Regions from separate parts of the Homo sapiens genome. Here region 1 is linked to region 2. A link is a loop called in an ENCODE intact Hi-C map of the cell type or tissue named here. Cell type or tissue: OCI-LY7. All regions are shown on one strand. Links, peaks and the distances in the headings refer to the core of each region. The heading gives the core; the rest is flanking DNA. Region 1 has its middle 20 kb from the start of MIR10525. Region 2 overlaps GTF2I (general transcription factor IIi).

The links. Peaks named below come from ENCODE experiments on the same cell type or tissue, not always from the same donor. Only the 100,000 strongest peaks of a DNase experiment are listed, where the experiment ranks them.
Region 1: it touches region 2 in a loop (2.7-fold over the local background); 7 of 110 quality-filtered maps call a loop at or near these places.

Annotation. Positions count from the first base shown.
Region 1 is chr7:74,612,151-74,620,282 of GRCh38, reverse strand. No RefSeq gene overlaps it. Among named protein-coding and RNA genes, the nearest start is that of MIR10525, 20 kb to the right of the region's middle. RefSeq lists enhancers at 2,310-2,874, 2,875-3,440. In OCI-LY7, for the core only: CTCF peaks have their summits at 2,368, 3,439 and 3,654; DNase peaks (open chromatin) are centred at 2,332, 2,752 and 3,642; H3K4me3 peaks cover 963 bases; H3K27ac peaks cover 1,421 bases.
Region 2 is chr7:74,706,329-74,714,460 of GRCh38, reverse strand. It overlaps GTF2I (general transcription factor IIi), which reads right to left. Exons shown (of 35, transcript NM_032999.4): 8 at 8,028-8,071; 9 at 3,352-3,429. All of the region lies in intron 2 of GTF2I-AS1 (GTF2I antisense RNA 1), which reads left to right. Among named protein-coding and RNA genes, the nearest start is that of GTF2I-AS1, 19 kb to the left of the region's middle. In OCI-LY7, for the core only: CTCF peaks have their summits at 4,183 and 4,385; a DNase peak (open chromatin) is centred at 4,390.

The DNA.
Region 1 (8,132 bases), core at 1,580-6,579, 94 kb after region 2:
GGCCTGCCAAAGTGCTGGGATTACAGGCATGAGCCACTGCGCCCGGCCCATGCCTGGCTAATTTTTTTGGGGGGATGGAGTTTCTCTCTTATCGCCCAGGCTGGAGTGCAATGGCGCGATCTCGGCTCACTACAACCTCTGGCTCCCGGGTTCAAGCGACTCTCCAGCCTCAGCCTTCCAAGTAGCTGGGATTATAGGCGCCCACCATCACGCCTGGCCAATTTTTTTTTTTTTTTTTTTTTTCAGTAGAGACGAGGTTTTACCACGTCGACCAGGCTGGTCTCAAACTCCTGACTTCAGGTGATCTACCCACCTCGGCCTCCCAAAGTGCTGGATTACATGCATGACCCACCTCGCCCAGCTGCCTGGCTAATTTTTATATTTTTAGTAGAGACGGGGTTTGCCCATGTTGGCCAGGCTGGTCTCAAACTCCTGACCTCAGGTGATCCATCCGCCTCAACGACCCAAAGTGCTGGGATTATAGTCGTAAGCCACCGCGCCCAGCCTCCATGGAGAGCTTTTTTTTGTCGACGATGTTAGGGCCACTGCAGCCAGTATCACCTGTAGGCAGCCCCTGCAGATCCCTGAGTGGCTGCTGGCACAGGGGAGAGAACAGGTGCGGGGCTCAGCAGGGACTAACTCTCTGTCTAAAGGAGAAGGCAGAAATTCTGCCCCCTTGGATCTTGGAGATCTGTTTATGGGTCTGTATCTGCCTGCTAGCCAGCTGCTCGGGGGCCCAGGAGTCTCACTCCTCTCCCAGGGCCTGACCTTTGCAGACAGAGGGGGTGCTGGGAACTAGTGCGATGAATGACAGCACCCAGGACACCGGGGCCTGTGAATCTTCAGCGAGGAGGTGCCCTGGAGCTCAGGGAATCCCAACCACTGCCCGGGGATGACCTACAGGGAGGTGGGAAGTTGGTGGCTGAACCAGTATTAGCACCTAAGTGTCTCACACAGCCTGGCCCTCTCTCCTGGGGCATCTGTGTCTGGGCCTGCAGGAGGAAGCCCCTCAATTGCTCAGGCACACGGAGTGATTTCTTTCTTTAGGGGGCAATTTGTTCTTTTGTTCCCTCTCCTTCTCCCTCTCTTTCCTTTCTGAGAAATCTGATTAGAACTTTGAAAGCTGAGCCGTTTTAGGATCAGGTTGCCACATTTAGCAAATAAAAATAGGGGATGCTGTGTTGAATTTGAATTTCAGATAAACAACAAATAATTCTTGAGTGCAATCATGTTCCTTGCAATATATGGACATAACTTACACTAAAACAATTATTTGTTGTTCATCTGAAATTCACATTTGACTAGGCTTCTTGTATTTTATTTGGCAACCCTACTTTCGGAGCCACGATTCTGTTAACAATTGCTTTTTTTTTTTTTTTTTCAGAGCTGGAGTCTCACTCTGTCTCCCAGGCTGGAGTGCAGTGGCATGATCTTGGCTCACTGCTACCTCCGCCTCCCAGGTTCAAGTTATTCTCCCGCCTCAGCCTCCCAAGTAGTTGGGACCACAGGTGTGTGCCACCATGCCCAGCTAATTTTTGTATTTTGAGATGAAATTTCACCATGTTGGCATTTAATCAATTCTTTTTTTTTTTTTTTTTTTTTTTTTTTATGAGATGGAGTCTTGCCCTGTTGCCCAGGCTGGAGTGCAATGGCATGATCTCGGCTCACTGCAACCTCTGCCTCCTGGGTTCAAGCGATTCTCCTGCCTCAGCCTCCCGAGTAGCTGGGATTGCAGGCACCCACCACCAGGCCCAGCTAATTTTTGTATTTTTAGTAGAGACAAGGTTTCACCATGTTGGTCAGGCTGGTCTAGAACTCCTGACCTCGTGATCTGCCCGTCTCGGCCTCCCAAAGTGCCGGGATTACAGGCGTGAGCCACCGCACCCAGCGCGATTTTACCATGTTGGACAGGCTGGTCTCAAACTCCTGACCTCAAATGATCTGCCACCCACCTTAACCTCCCAAAGTGCTGGGATTACAGGTGTGAGCCACTGCGCCCGACCCGTGTTAGCAATTTCACTTGGTCCCTGTGCAGAAGCTGCAAAGAGAAGACTTTTACTGGGTCAGAAAGGAGGAGGGGGCACAGGAGTCAGTCCAGGTTTCAGGAATTTGGCCCCAAAAGGCAGGAGAACCTCTTGAGGACAGGAGTTTGAAACCAGCCTGGGAAGCATAGTGAGACCCCATTTCTACAAAAATAAAAATTAGCCGGGCATGGTAGCGTGTGCCTGTGGTCCCAGCTACTCAGGAGGCTGAGGCAGGAGAATCATGGATCACTTGAACCTGGGAGGTCGAGGCTGCAGTGAGCTGTGATTACGCCACTGCGCCTCCACCTGGGTGTTAGAGCAAGGCCCTGTCTCTAAAAACAGAAAAAAAAAAAAAAAAAAAAGCAGAGAGAGAAAAGAAAGAAACCCTTCTCTCTGCTGGCTCCCCCAGAACCTAGCTGGGTCCTGCAAAACTAACCCCACTGCCATTTCCCTCTGCCATCTCTCCTTTGAACAATCCCCACGGATCTCTGCTTGGTCCCAGCCTGTCTGAGTTTCCAAGAACAGAAGGAACGATGGCACCTGCTGCAAGATGTTGAGAGATAAATGAGGAAGCCGCTCAGACAGCCAGAAAGACAGGAAACCCTTGGCTGCCTCGAGAGAGGAAATAGGAGCAGGGAGGCAGGGGTGTGGGAGGGGGTTTGGGCCAGCAGCACTGTGATCCCCACCCCCGTCCCCACCACGTGGCTTCACAGGGCAGGCGCCATGAAGGCTCTGAGCAGCAAAGAGCTGCTGACCAAGAAGACATGGATCATGTGCAAGCATGGCCACATGGTTTTGTTTGTTACTGGGCACACGCCTGGCTCCTGTGTGCCCCAGCCCAGCTCAGCTGCATGTAAGATGGGATCCAGCCACCATCTCAGAGCCCCAGAGCAGGGCAGGTAACTGGGTCTGCTCATGAGAGCCAGGGCACACCTCTGGGGAGCCTGGGGCCAGCGCCACATGCCACAGCTGTCACTCTGCTCCTCTGCCAGGCTGCACTTGCCCCTCTGGGTCTCATGTCCCCAGGCAGGGCCCTGCCGGTCTCCTGGATGCCTGCTGCATTAGGCTAATGGAACTGGAGCCTGACCCTTTGCACCAAGGAATTTGGAGCAACTCTGAATCTGGTGGCCTGGGCTCAAACTGGAAAACTCCACCGAACCTTCCATGTCCTCAGTCTCCCTAGGCCTGCACCTACCACACTCTGCCACCACGCCCGGCTAATTTTGTATTTTTAGTAGAGACTGAGTTTCGCCGTTGGGAGGCTCAGGCAGGAGAATCGCTTGAACTTGGGAGGCAAAGGTTGCAGTGAGCGGAGATCACACCACTGCACTCCAGCCCGGGTGACAGAGCGAGATTCTACCTCAAAATAAATAATTAATTAATTAATTAAAAAATAGAAACCTCATAATCTCTCCATTGTCTCTAATCTTATCCCTTGATATTGACTATCAATGTTAATGGCAAGATATGTATCCTTCAGCATCTTTATGCTCATGTAAGTGATCACACATACACACGTAATTTTTCTACCTTTTCTCTTTATTTTTATGAAACAGAGTCTTGCTCTGTGGTTCAGGCTGGAGTACAGTGGCACGATCATAGCTCACAGCACCCTCTACCTGCTGTGCTCAAGTGATCCTCCAGCCTCAGCCTCCGGAGTAGCTGGGACCACAGGCATGCACCACCATGGCTGGCTAATTTTCTAGCTTAATGAAAATGGAGCATATGGTGATCAGTCAGGATTGCATTCAGCTCCTGCAAACCGTGGCTTAAATAAGAAATGAGTTTCACTTTTCTTGGGTGACAGCAGCTCAGGGTTAGATGGTGCAGTCTGCAGCAGCTGCTGAAACACACACTCTCTCTCCTTATGCGCCCTATTTCCAGAGTGTCACTTTGGTCCCCACGGTCATAGATGGCTTCTGCCTTCTAGGCGCTGAGTGCACGGTCGGGGCGAGAGAAGACAAAGGGAAAGAGACATGTATCAGCCAACTCTGATTCAAAGCACAATATGTGCTATGGGAAAACAACAGTTGGCCAGGCATGGTGGCTCACGCCTGTAATCCCAGTGCTTTGGGAGGCTAAGGCAGGAGGATCGCTTGAGGTCAGGAGTTCAAGGCTGCAGTGAGCTATGATCATGCCACCAAACTCCAGCTTGAGTGACAGAATGAGACCTTGTCTAAAAACAAACAAACCAAAAAACGCTCATTGATTTTTGCCTGATTAGAAGTGTAATATGTGCTAATTTTAGAAAAATGTAAAAAAAAAAAAAGGAAAAAGAAAAGTATACAAAGAGAAAAGCATGAGGAAAAAATAAAAACACTCATAATCCCACTACTGAAAGATAATTACTACTTATATTTCTACACTGCCTTCCACTCTTTCTTCTACACTTGCTTTTTTTTTGAGATGAAGTCTTGCTCTCTTGCCCAGGCTGGAGTACAATGGCTCAATCTCAGCTCACTGTAAACTCTACCTCCCAGGGTCAAGCAATTCTCATGCCTCAACCTCTCCATTAGCTGGGATTACAAGCATGTGCCACCAGGCCTGGCTAATTTTTGTATTTTTAAAAAAATTAATTATTTATTTTTTTGAGACAGAGTCTCAAATTTTTTCTTTTTCTTTTCTTTTTTTTTTTTTTTTAATAGAGACGGGTTTCGCCATGTTGGCCAGGCTGGTTTTGAACTTCTGACCTCAAGTGATCCACCTGCCTCAGCCTCCCAAAATGTTGGGATTATAGATGTAAACCACTGCGCCCGGCCCCAAACAGAAACTCTTTACCCATTAAACGCTAACTCTCCATATCCCCTTCTCCTGATCTCTAGTTGCCTTTATTCTATTTTCTGTCTGTGTGAATTTACCTTTTCTAGATATATCACATAAGTGGGATTATACAATTGTTCCTTTTTTTTTTTGAGACGGAGTTTTACTCTTGTCACCCAGGCTGGAGTGTAGTGGCTTGATCTTGGCTCACTGCAACCTCTGCCTCCCGGGTTCAAGTGATTTTCCTGTCTCACCTTCCCAAGTAGCTGGGATTACAGTTGCCTGCCACCATGCCCGGCTAATTTTTTTTTTTTTTTTTTTGTATTTTTAGTAGAGACGGTATTTCACTGTGTTGGCCAGGCTGGTCTCGAACTCCTGACCTCAGGTGATCCACCCGCCTCGGCTTCCCAAAGTGTTGGGATTACAGGCGTGAGCCACTGTGCCCGGCCATTGAATTGTTCTTGATGGCTTATTTCCCTTAGCAATGGGCTTATGGCCTCCTGGGAAGACAACATGGTCACTTTTACTTCCTGGCCCTGACAGCCAACCCAAGTATCTTAGTCCATATGGGTTGTTACAACAAAAATACCATACACTGGGGGGTGACTTATAAACAACAAGCGTTTTCTTCTTACAGTTCTTTTTTTTTTTTTTTGAGACAGAGTCTCGCCTTGTCGCCCAGGCTGGAGTTCAGTGGCTCAGTCTTGGCTCACTGCAATCTCTGCCTCCCAGGTGCAAGCGATTCTCCTGCCTCAGCCTCTCGAGTAGCTGGCACTACAGGTGTGTGCCACCACACCCAGCTAATTTTGTTGTATTTTAGTAGAGACAGGGTTTCACCCTGTTGGCCAGGCTGGTCTTGAACTCCTGACCTCAAGTGATCTGCCCGCCTTGGCCTCCCTAAGTGCTGGGATTACAGACGTGAGCCATTGCGCCTGGCAGGTTTCTGACAGTTCTGGAAGCTGGGAAGTCCAAGGTCAAAGTGCTGGCAGATTTGGTGTCTGGTAAGGGAACCGTTTCTCATAGATGGTCCCTTCTCACATGTCCTCATATGGTGGAATGGGCAAACAAGCTTAAACAGGTCCCTTTTATAAGGGCACTAATCCCATTCATGAAGGCTTCACCCTCATCACCTTATCTCCTCCCAAAGGCCCCACCAGTTTAAGAAAATTTTTATGTTAGAGATGGGGTCGGCCGGATGAGGTGGCTCATGCCTGTAATCCCAGCACTTTGGGAGGTTGAGGCAGGTGGATCATGAGGTCAGGAGTTTGAGACTAGCCTGGCCAACATGGTGAAACCCCGTCTCTACTAAAAACACAAAAATTAGCCAGGCGAGGTGGCAGGCACTTGTAATCCCAGCAACTTGAGAGGCTGAAGCAGGAGAATCGCTTGAACCCGGGAGGGGGAGGTTGCAGTGAGCCAAGATGGCACCACTGTCCTCTAGCCTGGGTGACAGAGCAAGACTCCATATCCAAAAATAAATAAATAAAATAAAATAAAATAAAAATACAAAAATTAGCCAGGCATGGTGGTGCATGCCTGTAGTTCCAGCTACTTGGGAGGCTGAGGCAGGAGAATTGCTTGAACCCAGGAGGCGGGTGCCAAGATCGCACCACTGCACTCCAGCCTGGGTGACAGAGTGAGACTCTGTTCTCAGCATGAAGCCTGAAGGCTATGAAGAAGAAAAGAGCATTCTGGGCCAGGGGTGGTGGCTCACACCTGGAATCCTAGCACTTTGGGAGGCCAAGGCAGGAGGATCCCTTGAGGCCAGGAGTTAGAGACCAGACTGGGGAACATAGTGAGACTCCTGTCTACAAAACATTAAAAAAAATTAGCTGTGGCCAGGCGTGGTGGCTCATGCCTGTAATTCCAGCACTTTGGGAAGCTGAGGCAGGCAGATCACTTGAGGTCAGGAGTTTGAGACCAGCCTGGCCAACATGGTGAAATCCTGTCTCTACTAAAAATGCAAGAATTAGGTGGGCCTGGTGATAGGTGTCTGTAATCCCAGCTACTTGGGAGGCTGAGGCAGGAGAATCGCTTGAACCTGGGAGGTGGAGGTCACAGTAAACCAAGATTATGCCACTGCACTCCAGCCTGGGTGACAGAGTGAGAGTGAGACTCTGTCTTAAAAAAAAAAAAAAAAAAAAAGGCTGGGTGCGGTGGCTCACGCCTGTAATCCCAGCACTTTGGGAGGCTGAGGCAGGAGGATCACCTGAGGTCAGGAGTTCAAGACCAGCCTGGCCAACATGGTGAAACCCCGTCTCTACTAAAAATGCAAAAATTAGCCAGGTGTGGTGGCGGGTGCCTGTAATCCCAGCTACTCAGGAGGCTGAGGCAGGAGAATCACTTGAACCTGGGAGGCGGAGGTTGCAGTGAACTGAGATCGTGCCATTGCACTCCAGCCTGGACAACAAGAGTGAAACTCCATTAAAAAAAAAAATCTGGGCACAGTGATGTGTGTCTGTAGTCCCAGCTACTTGGAAGGCTGAGGTGGGAGGATGGCTTGAGCCCAGGAGGTTGAGGCTGCAATGAGCTATGATGGCCCCACTGCACTCCAGTCTGGGCAACTGAGTGAGACCCTGTCACACACACACACAAAAAAAGGAAGAATAAAAAAAGAAAAGAAAAAAAGAAAAGAACATTCTTTTTGCTCGGGAGGTATTTAGACGGTATCATGAGCTTGTGTTTCAAGCTGTGTGTTCAATAAACCATTTCTGCAGGGACAATGACACATTGTGTGACATGCTCTGAGAGTGCCTGCTGGGCCTGGGCCGCTGGGGGAGGCTGCAAGGGACAGAAGACATTTCAGCTGGATCGTGGCCAGGCAAAGGAAAGGCAAGAACCAGCCAGGCAAAAGGCCTGGAGGTGTGAGAGGCTCTAGAATGATCTGAGACTGGTGAGTGGGGGAGGTGGCCTGGTTTGGCTGGAACCCAAGGCTCCCTGGGGGACAGGGAAGAAGTGAGCTATTGGGGCCAGGTCTCCGATGCCAGACTCACGCCTGTGGGTTTCCTCCTGGAGGCAGTGGAGGCTTGAATGGCTGTGCTTAAGCAGGAACGGGCAGGTCAGAGCTGGGGAGGAGAATGTCTTCTTACTGCTTCGTTTTATTTTTCAAGTGCCAACTTCTTAATATCTGTGAGTCAAGCACTGTGCTATTATTGGGATTGTGGCAACACCTCTAATTGACAGGTTTTTTTTTTTTTTTGGTATGTGTTTTTGAGACAAAGTCTTGCTCTGTCATCCAGACTGGAATGCAATGATGTGATCATGGCTTACTGCGGCCTCGACCTCCCAGGCTCAAGTGATCCTCCTGCTTCAGCCTCCCGAGTAGCTGGGATTACAGGCACACACCAC
Region 2 (8,132 bases), core at 1,583-6,582:
ATTTGCTTACTCTTTTGTCATACTGAAGAAAAATGCAGAACCAAATGTTATATACCTTCCTTAGAATCTCTAAAATAACGTAAACCATCTCCTTGAATCTCTACTGAAATAGAAATGTGACAAACTAACAGCTATTAATTCATTCTCCCTTTCTTCCAGCACAGCGGGCACTTTTTCTAATAAGGTTCTTTCCAAAACACAGAAAGTACTCTGAGTTAAATTCAACTTCACAAACTGCTATATTTTGACAACACATTTACATGTTATCATCAAACTTTTTAATGATTAAAATAATAATAGTTTTAAAATAGAAAACAAAACATTGTGTTTTCAATGGCTATTTAATATAAAACACATTTTGGCATTAATATGACCACAGTTCAGTTAACTATCTCTGAAGAGAATTGGGAAAACATCCGAAGTTGTTTGAAAGGCTTCATTCTCTAAAGCCTAAGAAATTTCACAAAGATGCACCACACTACACATTACAGGCAAAGGACACATCAGAGAAAAAAATCAATTGCATGAGAAATAAAGAAATAGTTTCTATTTGGAATCTCAAAGAAGAGCAAGTCTTGGAATGTAGACTCCTAAATTCAAATGCTAGATCCACTGCTTCCTAGTCTTCTGACTCTGAGTAAAATATACAGAGCTCAAGAAAAGGAAGATGTGCTATTTACAGGATTTAAAAATGCAACCTTAGTGAAGGCTACTAATTGACCTCTAAGTACTGCTTTAGTTGCTCTTCACAAGTTTAACTATGTGGCATTCTCAATATTCTGGTCTAAATATTTTTAATGAGGCCCTCATTAAGTCAATTACAAGCATGTTTCCTAGGATTCCCACTGTGTATGTTTTCTATTAATAATTTAATTTCAGTATGTTCAGAGAATTTATTAAGACTGTGAACAAGTATACAGTCAATTTTTATAAATGATTCATGCTTTGTAAATAAACTTATTTCTTGGGTACACAGTTTTCTATAGTTAGCTTACATATATTAACTGTAGTGAAAATATTCTATTTAGCATATAAATGTTAAAAGAGTATTCATCAGCTAGACGTATATCATTGGTTAAAATCTCCCACATGACTGTACATATCTATAGAGACTTATAATTTGTAAATAATTTTTACTTTTACTGTGAGGATACATAGTTAGGCACATACAAACTAATGGTTGTTATATCAACTTAGTGACCAATTCCTTTAAATACGACATAGTCTTATTCTATCCTGCTACTACTGTTTTTGGCTTCCAATATTGCTAAACTATATTTTTTTTAGTTGGTATTTACTCAAAATACCTTCACGTATCACTATACTTTCAAATTATTTTAATGTCCCATATTTGAATTTTATTCACCCTAAAAATGGTACTTGATTTTATTCACCCTAAAACATACTTAACCTCCACCTCTCAAATGCTTGAGGTGCCTACCACTCATTGAGAAAATCAACACATTCCCAACACTCACATTTGAATGTCACTATTTTACAGGAGCACTGAGGTGCACAGAGAAATATATCCAAGCCTATTTTGGAATACAAAAGTTTTAGAAGAAAACATCAATGTCTTTATGTAGAAGAACGAAAAAACGAACTGTATTATAATCACACAGTGTAACTACCATGATGACATGATTAAATCTACTTGTGACAAAACAGATAAATCCCAGCTGAGGCAGAGAATTGCTTGAACCCGGCAAGCGGAGGTTGCAATGAGCCGAGATCTCACCACTGCACTCCAGCTTGGGCGACAGAGCAAAAATCCATCCCCACCCCCACGCCAAAAAAAAAAAAAAAAAGATAAATCTTGAAAACTTAAATTGAGTGACAGACTATACTCAACAACACATACAGTGTACCACTGTGTAAGCTTCACTCAGGAAGTGGCATATATAAAACAATAAATATGACATGACACACACACACACACACACACACACACACACACACACACACACACACACTCCCGGGAGAATATTTACGTAGTAAAGCACATCACCATCAGGAAGGACAATTCTCAGTTTTCAAGATCATGGTTAACTTAAGAATAGAGAGAAAAGTGGGGATTTGGGGGAGCCCAAAGAAAGGCTTCAATGAAATAGTTACACGTTGTTTCTTGGAGGGAGGAGAGAAGAGACAAATACTATGGTTCACTAAACCTGGGCAGACTGATACTATGCTTTTAGGTTTTAAATATTTCATTTTAAAAAAGCGTGTTAGCCCCTGTAATCCCAGTACTTTGGGAGGCCAAGGCGGGTGGATCACCTGAGGTCAGGAGCTCGAGACCAGCCTGGCCAACATGGTGAAACCCTGTGTCTACTAAAAAACACAAAAATTAGCCAGGTGTGTTGGCACACACCTGCTATCCCAGCTATTCGGGAGGCTGAGGCAGAAGAATCACCTCAACCTGGGAGGTGGAGGTTGCAGTGAGCCAAGATCGCGCCACTGCACTCCAGCCTGGGCAACAGAGTGAGACTCTGTCTCAAAAAAAAAAAAAAAAAAGAGAGAAATGAAGGCCTATGTCCACACAAAAGCCTCTACACAATGTTCATAGTACCTCTATTTGTAATGGCCCCAAACTGGAAGAACCCAAATGGCTATCAACAGACAAAGAAATGAATAAATTTTGACTCAGGCATACAATAGAATACAAATCAACAATCAAATGGAATCTACTACTGATACGTGCAACGCTGTGGATGAATTTCAAAACAATCATTTGAAATGAAAGAAGCCACACTGCTCCCCGGCCCATGAAAATAGTCCACATTTTATTATTTCATTCATAAGACTTTATAGAAAATGCAAACTAACCTAAAACAGAAAACAGATCCGTGTTGCCTGAATACTGGGCAGGGCAATGAATAACAAGGGGACACAGGAAACTTTTGGGGTTATAGATATTTCATTATCTTGGATGCAATGAAGATGGTGTATTAGATATGTAGATGGCAAAGCTAACCAGATTTTTTACTTTAAGTGTTTAATATACTATAATTATGCAGTGAGAAAAAATTAAGCTGACATTATCTGCATTTGCCTAATAGGTTTGTTTTATTTTGCAACACTAGAACCTGGGATTGAATTCTAAATTGTGCCACAACTTTTGCTCATCCTTTTAAGAACACAAATGGCTATTTTACATATCCCCTCTGGATTGTCTGAGTTGATCTTTTAGCCCCATTTTTAAATGTTTTATCCCCGGGACTGAATTACAATATATATGTCAATCAAGAACTGATCAATAAAATATTATTTAAGAAATTAAAGCAATTGATGAGCAAATTTTAATTTTAACCACGAATAATTTTTAGAAAGAAAAATTGCATTAATTCAAATTACCTTGAATGTTATATTGATAATAATCAGGATCTTCTGATTCTTCCTTTACTGTCACAGCTGCCATTTCCAGGGAAATGCCTAGAAAAGCAAATGCAATGATATGATTGCATGTGAGAACTTTCAGCTAGATTGTGTAGGGAAATCCTCTCTGCCCTCCCTATAAATACAGCAATGCATATTTATTTTAAGTAAAGACTTTACGTCTTTGAAAAGACAAAAGTTTGCTAGGTAGCAGAAGGTAAAAAATCACTATAATCCCAGCCAATGCAAAGTTTTAACCATTTATTAATATTCTGCAATTATGTGCTGCTCTTTTCTCCAGCAAATTCTTATCTTTAGAATCAAAGAAAATTTTACCACACTCCCTTTTCACTTAATATTAAAAATACTTTTATAAACCATTGAAACACACTTATAAACATCAGTTTTAATAACTCAGTATTCCAAAGGAGAGATAGCATAATGGTCAACAATTTCAATAATGAGATACATTGGTTTTTTTCTGCCTAATACATCCCTTTTATTACAGGGATTTGTGTAAGGGTACAAAGCACACCTTTCTGCATAAAGCTTTGCCCACAATTAGGACAGATGATTTGAAGCAGACCTTTGTGGCCAGATACAAAAGAGTACATGTTGTGTAATTCCACTCATATGAAGGTCAAAATAGGCAAAAGCAATCGATGTTATTAAAAAGTTGACTTTGGGAAGGGCCAAAATTGTGCCACTGCACTCCAGCCTGGGTGACACGGCGAGACTCCCTCTCAAAAAAAAAGAAAAAGAAATGAACAATGCATGGGTGCACATACACATTTCAGACTGAGATATTCAACCACAGTCATACCAACCCTAACACAAACGAAATCGTGAGCTCTGACTTGGGCAACTTTGTAAAGAATATTTTCAACTCTAGAGAAAGAGCTCAAAGAGAGTTAAATTGATATACAAAGGGTATGCATCCCTGAAGCAACAAGCAAAAAAAGGAGTTACTCCATTGCCTTCAATCACCAAGGGGAAAGTGTTTTGCTGCTACACAGTGGTGGCAGAGAACACTGCATCTGAGACCTTTGCAACTCTCTGGGCTAACTTAGCACTTTCATGTCCATCAGTAAAAGTTAATAGAAAATTACAGCTAACAGCCAGGTGCGGTGGCTCGTGCCTGTAATCCCAGCACTTTGGGAGGTCCAGGCGGGCGAATCACCTGAGGTCAGGAGTTCGAGACCAGCCTGGCCAACATGGTGAAACCTCGTCTCTACTAAAAATACAAAAATTAGCCGGGAGTGGTGGCACGCACCTGTAGTCCCAGCTACCCGAGAGGCTGAGGCACAAAGATCACCTGAACCCAAGAGGTGGAGGTTGCAGTGAGCGGAGATGGTACCACTACACTCCAGCCTGGGCGACACAGCAAGACTCCGTCTCAAAAAAAAAAAATAAAGAAAGAAAGAAAATCACAGCATTACAGCTAACAAAAAAGGCAGATCCACTGGGGATTCAGACCCTTCAGGAATAAAAATTTGGGTCACTCCAATTGGCTAAAGAACCTTACACATACTGGCTGGGTGCAGAGGCTAATGCCTATAATCCCAGCACTTTGGGAGGCTGAGGCGGATGATTACCTGAGGTCAGGAGTTCAAGACCAGCCTGGTCAACATGGTTAAACCCCGTCTCTACTAAAATAAATAAATGAATAATACAAAAATTGGCTGGGTGGCACACGTCTGTAATCCCAGCTGCTCGGGAGGCTGAGGTGGGAGAATCGCTTGAATCTGAGACACGGAGGTTGTGGTGAGCCGAGATCGCACGACTGCACTCCAGTCTGGACGACAGAGTGAGACCTTGTCTCAAAAAATATAAATAAATAAAAATAAAAAGGTAAATCCAAAAAAAAGTCTGGTAAGCTGCAGAAACGTAGACTGTGGCGACTATGCCTATTGTCTTCCTTGTCTGTTACAAATGTGTTTGTGTGAAGATTATATGCTTGCATATACTAACTATTCTCTTCTGTGTGGTAGTATTTCACAATAGTTTGGCTGGAAGTTTCCTTTCCATTTGTCCATTAGACTAGAGATTACTCAAATAGGTTTGCACTGCATTTAAAGAGCAGGTAACATAGCTCGCGACTGGATTTTCAGTCAGTCTCCCAGCGATGGGTGTGACTGCTGGAACACTGTGTCCCCCCATTTTGAGGAGAGAGTAAAAATGGATTTCTTTGTAGGAAGTAAAGTTGCATCTCTTTAGATGGAACAGTTGTCTCGTTGTTGTACAGAAGGTCAAATGTGCAGGGAAGGGTGTGTATATATGCTGAGCAGCCAAAGAGAACAGCCTGGGCCACCCACAAAACTGATGTCTCTCAGTTGCAAACCCATCCTCTGGGTTTCTGCTGAAGTTTGAGCTCTGCATAGCAGCTGGCTCCATGTGAGTCTCTGCCACAAAGATACACTACAGAGAGAAAGGCTAGAGGAGGAGAAGAGATCTGGGCCTTCCTTTTGGCTTCTTGTCTGCATTCTCATCCCAAAAAGGTCACTCCTTGGTACCCTCGTTCAGCCTGGCCAAAGCAGGCCCTCCCATCACAACAGCTGTGCCCGGCTGGCAATGTCTCCAACACTACCAGAAGCAGCCTCACCATGCCCCTCAGCCACCAGCACCAGCCAAACACTACCCCACCTCAGAAGTCAGATGGAAAGCTGATGGGGTGGCAGCCACTGCCTAGAATTGTTCCTTAAAAAAAACCTTAGTATTCTCCTTAAGGTTACAAAGTTAACAATTTTATAACCAGTTAACAATCTGTTTTTGTTTGTTTTGTTTTGAGATGGAGTTTCACTCTTGTTGCCCAGGCTGGAGTGCAATGGCACGATCTTGACTCAATGTAACCTCTACCTCCTGAGTTCAAACGATTCTCCTCCCTCAGCCTCTTGAGTAGCTGGGATTACAGGCGCCCACCACCATGCCCTGCTAATTTTTTTTGTATTTTTAGTAGAGACTGGGTTTCACCATGTTGGCCAGGCCGGTCTCCAACTCCTGACCTCAGGTGATCCACTCGCCTCAGCCTCCCAAAGTGCTGGGATTACAGGTGTGAGCCACTGCACCCGGCCAACAATCTTTACATTAAATTTTCTCTGTTCCAATAACTGATATGGTTTCTGTCTCCTGGCTGCACCCTGGCTATAAATGTACATCTTATTTGCAGGATAAATTAAGAATACAAAGATGCAAAGTGTAAAAGAGAAAAAAAAAAACCTATAATGATGCTGATGTGTACATAAAGACAGTTGAAAGAATTCAATTAAACACATGGGGTTTCTGAATTCAGCATGTTTCTTTTTAGAAGCAAACTAAATATTCAGGAGATGAATATATGAATTAAGGGGAAACATTTGCAAAATGATGATTTTTTTTGGCACAATCTACTGAAAACCACACAAAAATTTGAGATTTCCTATGGAGTGAAAATAAAGAAAAAAGAAAAACCTTCTGTAAAACCAGCAAACAGTGTAAAAGACTCAAATACCTTTTCCAAAAAAGGATAATTCAACACTTTCTTGCAGCTCTCCCAAAATACACTTACATACATAAAAGCTCTCATTCACATGCACGCACACACACGTTAACGCGGCCCTACCCTCCTCCCCAACAACTCATTCGAGATGCCCTTAGATGGGGTGAAGCGGGGCAGGTGGCTGCCCAGGAAGCATGGCAGAATGAGAAGGCTGACAAAGGGCCGGGGAAGGGGCTGGGGAAGCTGCCGAGGGCCTGGTCAGACAGAGGGAGATGAGGGGGCAGGCAGGGCGGTGACAGCCCACTAAGGAGTGTCCCGTGTGAATAAGGGGCACAGGGCCGAGCAGCGGGAGGCTTGACAGTGGCACTAGGACACAGGATAACACTGGGAAATGATGAAATAAATACATATGCTGAGAACATCTGGGTGCCACGGTTCTAGGACAGAACAGAATTATAAACGGGGGCCGGGCACGGTGGCTTATGCCTGTAATCCTAGGACTTTGGAAGGCTGAGGCAGGAGGATCACTTGAGGTCAGGAGTTCAAGACCAGCCAGGCCAACCTGGCGAAACCCCGTCGCTACTAAAAATACAAAAATTAGTCGTGCGTGATGGCGTATGCCTGTAATCCCAGCTACTCGGGAGGCTGAGGTGGGAGAATCGCTTGAACCCAGAGGCAGAGGTTGCAGTGAGCCGAGGTCGTGCCACTGCACTTCAGTCTGGGTGACAAAGCAAGACTCCATCTCAAAAAATAAATAAATAAATAAGGAATTAAATAGCAATTTTATTTGAGAATTGAAAATGGTCTCCTTGGAGAGTGGAAAACAGGAGTGCAGAGAAGGAAGGTGGAGACGAAGGGGGCATTCTATTGATTTTTGTAAAAAGCACTATAGAACAGCTGACCTCTTACATTATATGTCTGTACAACGGGAAAAAAAAATACATTTTATCTACAAACATATGTAACTGGCAAAGAACTCTGCCTACCACTTACTGAGCAAATTACCTTTCTGGGTCTTAATGTGATAACATTAACAAATAGTGTCACAGTTGGAATACATTAGTAGTGACTGCCTCTTTCTTATCAAAACAAAACAATAATTGAGTCAAACTATAAACTTCTACACTAAGGAAAAGTCTTCCTTAATTTCACCATTGATTCTAAAAGTGCTAGTACATACCAGAATCTTCTGTGGGTTCAGTTTTCACTTTGATGGGGCCACAACTGCAAGGAGAAGAAAGCCCTGATCAAGCCACGTGCTGGTGACAGCCATTCCCACAGCATT